Linked DNA regions of Homo sapiens: region 2 is linked to region 1. The links are chromatin contacts, found by Hi-C or POLR2A ChIA-PET in ENCODE. All regions are on one chromosome and are shown on one strand. The core of a region is the stretch at or near the end of the contact, and the rest is flanking DNA. Distances in the headings are between cores, read along the strand shown. Region 1 holds the start of SH3D19-AS1 (SH3D19 antisense RNA 1). Region 2 overlaps SH3D19 (SH3 domain containing 19).

Evidence for each region. A loop is a pair of places that touch in the nucleus more often than their neighbours do. ChIA-PET counts read pairs that join two places held with the same protein, here RNA polymerase II (POLR2A). Pooled maps may share reads with other maps.
Region 2: a map of dorsolateral prefrontal cortex shows a loop between it and region 1 (2.0-fold over the local background). The contact joins the enhancer-like site here to the promoter of SH3D19-AS1 in region 1. A Hi-C loop is called at or near these places in 1 of 168 maps with a recorded cell type or tissue (dorsolateral prefrontal cortex) and 3 of 50 pooled maps. POLR2A ChIA-PET finds 5 or more read pairs at or near these places in 5 of 52 experiments (AG04449, H1, RWPE1 and 2 more).

The regions. Positions count from the first base shown.
Region 1 is chr4:151,121,579-151,125,600 of GRCh38, reverse strand. SH3D19-AS1 (SH3D19 antisense RNA 1) reads right to left here and starts at 1,391. Exons shown (of 2, transcript XR_001741442.2): 1 at 1,352-1,391. It overlaps SH3D19 (SH3 domain containing 19), which reads left to right. Exons shown (of 20, transcript NM_001378122.1): 20 at 3,394-4,022. The coding sequence ends at 3,510.
Region 2 is chr4:151,197,271-151,201,292 of GRCh38, reverse strand. The region is part of intron 2 of SH3D19 (SH3 domain containing 19); the gene reads left to right. Among named protein-coding and RNA genes, the nearest start is that of SH3D19-AS1, 75 kb to the right of the region's middle. Within about 2 kb of position 1,637, at least 4 of the 41 ENCODE cell types and tissues checked have a DNase peak (open chromatin) inside an H3K27ac peak, as active enhancers do; they include dorsolateral prefrontal cortex, where a contact is called at or near this core.

The sequences.
Region 1 (4,022 bases), core at 142-2,641:
GTTACAGGTGTGAGCCACCATGCCCGGCCTCTCTCTCTTTCTTTCTTTCCTTTCTTTCCCTTCTTTCCTTTCCTTCCTTTCTTTCTTTCTTTCTTTTTTTTTTTTTTTGGTTTTGTTTTGTTTTGTTTTGTTTCTGAGACAGGGTCTCACTCTGTTGCCCAGGCTGAGGTGCAGTGACACAATCTCAGTTCACTGTGCAGCCTCAGCTTCCTGGGCTCAAGCGATTCTCCACCCCTCAGCTCCCTGAGTAGCTGGGACTACAGGTGTGAGCCACCAATGCCTGGCTAATTTTTGGTATTCTTTGTAGAGACTGGGTCTCACCCAGGCTGGTCTCAAACTCATGAGCTCAAGGCGATCCATCCGCCCCAACCTCCCAAAGAGCTGGGTTACAGGCATAAGTCACCACACCCAGCCATAAATGATAGGTATTTCTTATGCTGTAAGCTATGCAAAATTAAAAACTCGTAACCTTCTATCAGTTCCCTTTTTTTCCTTTAACATCTTGGTCTTTAAAACAAAATTTAAAAAAGAAAGAAAGAAAGAAAGAAAACTGTTGCCTTAGTCCTTGAGAGTCAGTGGCTCAAAATGTATCCCGTTTATCTTTACATAAACTTACTGCAAGTGAAGAATCTGAATTCAAACTTCTTGGATGTTATTTTGGTCTTCATTTAAACTATGTGAGTATAAATAACAGAATGCACAGTATCCTCCAGAAAACAGGTTATCTTCATTTCATTTTACAAATGGTTGTCCATAAGATAGTTCTAGAATTGTTAGAATTGTTGTTGTTATTGTTGTTGTTAAGGGATTCTGCACTGCTTTCAGTTTTATTAAATATCCACAGAATGTTAATAGATAAAACTAATTTTTTTTTTTTTAGAGAAGGAGTCTTGTTCTGCTGCCCAGGCTGGAGTGCAGTCAGCGGCGCGATCTCGGCTCACTGCAACCTCCGCCTCCTGGATTCCAGCAATTCTCCCGCCTCAGCCTCCTGAGTAGCTGGGACTACAGGTGCATGCCACCATGCCCAGCTAATTTTTTGTATTTTAGTAGAGACAGGGTTTCACTGTGTTGCCGGGCTGGTCTTGAACTCCTGAGCTCAGAAAATCCACCTGCCTTGGCCTCCCAAAGTGTTAGGATTACAGGAGTGAGCCACTGCACCCGGCCAAAACTAATTTTTGAAAATAGCCCTAGCCTGGCTGGGTGCAGTGGCTCACGGCTGTAATCCCAGCACTTTGGGAGGCCAAGGTGAGTGGATCACCTGAGGTCGGGAGTTCAAGACCAGCCTGACCAACATGGAGAAACCCTGTCTCTGCTAAAAAATACAAAATTAGCCAGGTGTGGTGGTGCATACCTGTAGTCCCAGCTACTCAGGAGGCTGAGGCAGGAGAATCTCTTGAACCTGGGAGGCGGAGGTTGCAGTGAGCCGAGATCTTGCCATTGCACTCCAGCCGGGGCAACAAGAGCAAAACTCCATCTAAAAAAAAAAAATAGTCCTAGCCCTCAGGAAACTGACATGGTATGTAGGTTTGGACCAGACCTAAATAAAATAGCTTCAGTTAACTATTAAATTATAATTTAGGAACCAGAAGGAACTTATTTATAACAAAAACTTTGAATTGCCAGAATTTTTACAGATTTTAGCAGAGCAGAGTAAATTAATAACATCTGATTGCATGTTTCCTTTTCATTTTCCATAAAGAAAAGCCTTAAATCAAGCCATTTTTTTTTCCAGAGGGTAATGTACTAGGGCTACAAATAAATTCATTTAGCCCAATAAAGGTAGTCTTAACAGTAGCCAGAGTCATCTGGGACCATTGTAGCATCTTAAACACAGATTCTAAGAAATGTTTAGAAACTATAAAGAACAAAATAGTTATGTCTTCATCTGCTGAAGGAATTCTAATTTGCACATGAATAAGACACACAGCCCCTTTGACTAACCTGATGAAGATAAAACAGTGTCCTGAGTCAAGGTGAAGCTCTTTAAGATGGGAAAAAAATGCAAATTTGATATTGAGGCCATGGCAGGAGAATCACTTGAACCTGGGAGGCAGAGGTTGCAGTGAGCCGAGATCGTGCCACTGCACTCCAGCCTGGGCCACAGAGCGAGACTTTGTCTCAAAAACAAAAGATACTGGGGCCATAGGAGGAATGTGATAAACCAGATGGTAGAGGAGAAATGCCATTATGTGCAAGAATAAATGTAGAGTGCAAAATGCTCTGGGTGTTGATAAAAGGCAATTACAGTAAAAGCCTTTCTAAGTAAAAAGGTCCATTGTAAAATCTGGCGGCCACATAGCCTAGTGGTTAGGAATATAAGCCCAGGAATTGCACTAGATTTGAATCCTGGTTCTACCACTAACTAGACATGCGACACTGGCAAGTTATGTAGTCTATCTGAGTTTTGGTTTCTTTTTCACTAAAATAAGGAAATCTATAAAAATATATCTCAGCCAGGGGCAGTGGCTCACGCCTGTAACCCCAACACTTTGTGAGGCCAAGGTGGGCGGATCACAAGGTCAGGAGTTTGAGACCAGCCTGGCCAACATGGTGAAACCCTGTCTCTACTAAAAATACAAAAAATAGCTGGACGTGGTGGCAGGCACCTGTAACCCCAGCTGCTCGGGAGGCTAAGGCAGGAGAATTGTTTGAACCCGGGAGGCAGAGGTTGCAGTGAGCCGAGATTGCACCATTGCACTCCAGCCTGGGTGACAGAGCGAGACTCCGTCTCAAAAAAAAAAAAAAAAAAAAAAGTCTCTAAAATGAGGATAACATAGTACTCATCTCTAGGACTTTGGTGGTGTTTACATAAGAGTTAGTTCCTGTGAAGTACACAGAATAAGACAAGGCATACAGGAAGCACATGACTCACTTTCTCATCTCCAAATCTTTGCCTATATGACACCTTCAGTGAGGCCCTCCCTTGATGGCCCTAATGAGTTGGCAATCCCATGCTTTCTGTCCTCTTCTGCCAGTTTATTTGCCTTCCCGTTGTAGAATGAGGGAATATTAATTGTGCTCAGAACAGTGTCTGACACATAGTGGGTACTCAATAAATAATCGTGTGTGTGTGTGTGTGTGTGTGTGTGATAACTGGTATTATTTGTTCAAGAGGGATTTTAGATTAGGAGTGGTGAATTTGAGAGGCACAAAGTATAAGAGGGAAAATCAAAGTGCAGCAAGGGTGGCAGTGGCAAAGGAATGAGATTTAAGGGATAGAGGCTTACAAGCAAATGGCATCATTAGGTATAGATCATTGTTGTCATTTAATTCTCAACAATCAAGATAAATGAGTTATACAGAGAAGATTATTCATGCTGCCCTAGGTAGGCCACTATTTACCATGCTTATTCTCAACAGAAACCAGTAATTCTAACTCCTTTTGTCTTACAGGCTGGAGATATAATAACAGAGCTGGAATCTGTAGATGATGACTGGATGAGTGGAGAACTTATGGGAAAATCTGGAATATTTCCCAAAAACTACATACAGTTTCTACAGATCAGCTAGAGGAGAAGCTTGTCTGTGTTCCTTGGCACAAGAACTCACTTGAACTATCACCTTGACTATCAGATATGTTTTTGCACTATTTTTTTTAACTGAAAAAGAAATATCTAAGCTGTACATGGTACACTAGAATTTTCTGAAAGCAGAAAACGTTCAGATTTTGTAGTTAATTTTCATTACAATAGAAACATGCACATGGAAACCCATGAGCTAGGATTCTACCGAGGAAAACATCTAGTGGGATTAGCAAGGTGAAGGGAAAGCATCTGGTGGCATGGCAGCATGGGGAGGCTCACACACAGAAGTTGCACGTGGACATCTGTTTTAATCAGCACAAGTGAATTAACCATGCTTCTTCATTTTTTTACTTTAGTTAAAAAAGAGGACATTTAATATTCTACATGCTGTAACTATCAGGACATGGTTAGCAATCTCAATTTCATTTTTGATATTCAAATTAATTCTTACAGCTTGAGCATATCAGCCTTATTACCAGAGCAAATCCTTCCTTCAGA
Region 2 (4,022 bases), core at 388-2,887, 75 kb before region 1:
TTTTTGTTATTCACATCAGGATTCTGGGGGATTTTCAGCCCTGTAATGGCATCTACATGTGACTTTGAACTCAGCCTGCTGTTTCCAGAAAGTGATTGATTGGCTGGTGGTTTGGCTATAATCTTCATTATTTAGAGGTCATGAATTTGACATGAACCAGTGAATTTATTTTGTTTTGTTTGTTTGCTATAGCAATTTTTAAAAATAGCACACAAATTATTAAAGTAATTATAAAGCTTGAAAAATTCAGAGACACAGGTAGATGACAAATCATTCATAATTCTTTACCTCTTAGAATCAACTATTGTTAACATCTGGGGCCTGTGCAGTGGTATGCTGATAAATGTGAGCAACTCGCTCTCTGAGCGTAATTCCAATATGAATGTTGGTTGATATGTTTGTTTATATTAATGAGTAAGATAAACGTGAAACAAAATATGTGTCAAAAACCAAAACCAAAATATATGTCAGAGTTTCTATTCATTTGTCAATTGCATGAGCAACCTCTTTGCTGATTCAGATGATAGTTTTCAAACTGGAAGAATGTTTCCTCAGTTTTTTTGTTCTTGTCGTAATGTAACAGCTCCACATATAACATGCTTTTAGGTTGAACGTGCATTATTACTAACATTTTCTTTGTCACTTTCTTAAGTTTAGACAGTCAATAAAATGATAAAGTAAACCCTAATTTGCCAGTTTTGTGGGATAAATATTCCCACCATGGCCAATTTAAAGCTACCAATATGATACCACTGGTGATAGATTGGGAAGAGATGCACAGTAGCACGTCATTAGCAGTAGTAAAATTTAAGAAAATAATTAGGAAATGATGAACCTTTAATATTAGCTTTACTTTAATTGTAAGTTTGTATAACTTAATTTTTAATAATGGTTATATTTAACAACTGGCTTGCAAAATTTCTGAAAATTCAATTGTCAGCTCACATGAGCTGGCTCCAGCACATCACTGGGTAGATGCGTTCTCACTTTTTTTGTATAAATGTAATTATACAAATATGTGTGTGGGGTGTGTGTGTATGTGTATGTATGTATGTGTGTATGTATGTATGTATGTGTTAGTCCATTCAGGCTGCTATAACAAAATACTGTAGACCAGGTGGCTTATAAATGACAAACAAACAAAAAAATCCACACTTCTCGAGGCTGGGAAGTTCAAGATAAGACACCAGCAGACTCCCTGTCTAATAAGGGCTTGCAGTCTGGTTCATAGACAGTATCTTCTTGCTGTTTCCTCTTATGGCAGAAAGGCAAGGGATCTCTCTGGGGCCTCTTTTATGAGAACATTAATCCCATTCATGAGGGCTCTACCCTTATGACCTAATCACTTCCCAAAGGTCACATCTCCTGGTACCAAAACCTTGGAGATTAGGATTTCAATATATGAATTTGATGGGGATACAAACATTCAGACCATAGCAAAATAAATATATATTTTTTAAAGTAAGATTTTACAAATAACATTGGGATTATACTATTTCGTAGTTTGGGGACTTGTTTTCCTTGTAGACATGGATTCCGGTGTCATTTGGTCATGCATGCTCTTTTGCTTTGGCACGGTCTGCACTTTGGGCCCTTTCACAGTGCGTGCAGCTGGTCACAAGGGGAGGCTAGATGAGAATAGCTGAATAAAATGCTTCCAGTGTGGCAGGAAAGAAGAGGGAATGAATGGGGATGGGGCAGCCTATGCCCCCTGTGCAGCAGGCGAGTTATTTCAAAGTATGCTGCCAAATGAGTTTTATCATTTCCCAGGCAGAGTCCTTACTTTGAGACTATTTGGAACCTTGCTCTGTCCACCCACAATATTATGCCCCATCCTTTGTTCTGCTGAACTCCATACCTGCCATTTTCTACTACATTCTCTGCTGTACCTTCTTGGATCTCTCCTGTCTGCTTCTTTAAACTGAGGCTGATAAAAGGCACATTTCCTCTCTGTGAATCTTTTTAAATATCCTGAAAACAGAACTGTTTGTTTGGGGACAGTTGTACTCAGACTCAGAGTCTGTAGTCCTAATGAACAGTCAGTCATTCCCCTTAAATGATGGTATCCTCAGATACATAATATATTAATAATATCCTAAAACATACTTCTTTGTGGGCTCCCAAATCTAGAAATTTACTGTATCTTTTGGGTAATTTCATGTAACTATTGGTATTTATAATTTTAAATCACTTTAATGTCCTTCGGCTACCAAATATGTTCTTGGTATCTAATGGGAAAGTTCTCCAGTGGCTTTGCAAAAAAAAAAAAAAAAAGATGTTAGCTGGTGGGAAGGCTGCTAGCCCTGCTTGTCTCATGGAGAAATTGTTGAATATTTAGAGTAAAGGTTTCGTGCCTACCCACTGCTGAAGTTTCTGTTGCAATTTCCAGAGAAGAACAAATCTTTGATTGTTAAGAATGAATTCAGCTGTTTCCACGTTGTGTTTATATTCTTGGTTAAAGCCTTCAGCTTTATAACAGTAACTCCTTAAGAGCTGCCTATTTTTGAAAGACTCAGTTAAATGAGTGTTTAAAATGTTTTTTTAATTGGTAATTAAATAATTTATGCATTTTTATGAATTTACATTGTTTTGCCGTTATGTATATATTTGTTGCTTCATTATTTCTCAACCATTGATTGAGTGTATTTTATTTTGGCTTAGACATCACTAGATATTTGGTGAAAAGCTAGAAATGTAATGATGTAGGAGCCTCTAAAGGGTCAAAGGAAGGCTTAGCTAACCTAAAACCTTTGATCAAGTGATACAAAGCTAAGAAATGGGTGGCTAGGGCATTCACATTTGAAAGATACGTATATATTTTTATATATAAAGATAAATATATATTTTTATATATATTTTATATAATATATATTTTATATAATATATAATATATGATATATATTATATATTATATAATTTTTATATAATATAATTTTATATTTTATATAATATATATTTTTATATTATATATATATTTTTTTTTTTTTTGAGACAGAGTCTCGCTGTGTCACCCATGCTGGAGTGCAGTGGTGTGATCTCAGCTCACTGCAACCTCCACCTCTCGGGTTCAAGTGATTCTTCTGCCTCAGCCTCCTGAGTAGCTGGGACTACAGGCATGTGCCACCACGCCTGGCTTATTTTTTGTATTTTTTGTAGAGATGAGGTTTCACCATGTTAGCCAGGATTGTCTCGATCTGCTAACCTCGTTATTCGCCCGCCTCAGCCTCCCAAAGTGCTGGGATTACAGGCATGAGCCACCGCACCTGGCCTGAAAGATACATTTTTTAAAGTTATCTGATGTGGAAAAAATCTTACAGTGTCACAACAATTTAAATAATTTATGTATTTTATTAATAACATTCAAATTTTGCTTTTTAAAAAAAGTATCTGCCTCACTATTTCACATAAAGCCTTGGCTTCAAACTGACCTAATTTCTAGGTTTTTAGAAATGTCATTTAATTAATATTTTGATCATTTTCAGATGCTTAAAATATGTATTTGTTTTTACTTTTAAAATGACCACTATTATCCCTTATTAGTTTTATTTTAATCGCATAAAGAATGGAGAGAGACAAAATCATGTTTCTCACCTTTTTTCTTTCCCTTCTGCTGTCTAAACACACTGATTTTTCGTATGTTTTAGAATTAATAGTAGGGTTTTATTTTTCACAGGAGAATATTGCAGTGGTTAATTGAGATGAATATGCTCTCGTTTGAAAATATCACATGTTGAGGTTAAGGCTCTTCCCAAATAGTCACGTGCATGCACACACCCCCTTGTTTGTAACATTTGTTGCTAACCCAGTTCCAAATATTAGCTGCTTCTGGAACATTTGAATTTTTGTGCTGATTTTGATTGCCACATCATCAGTAGATATTAGACACCCATGCCGTGCAACTATCCCTTCTGACGAATTCAAAGTAAATTAGAAGGCTGGGTGTGGTGAATTGTGCTGCTATAAATATGCATGTGCAAGTATCTTTTCGGTATAATGACTTATTTTACCCTAAGGTGCCCAGC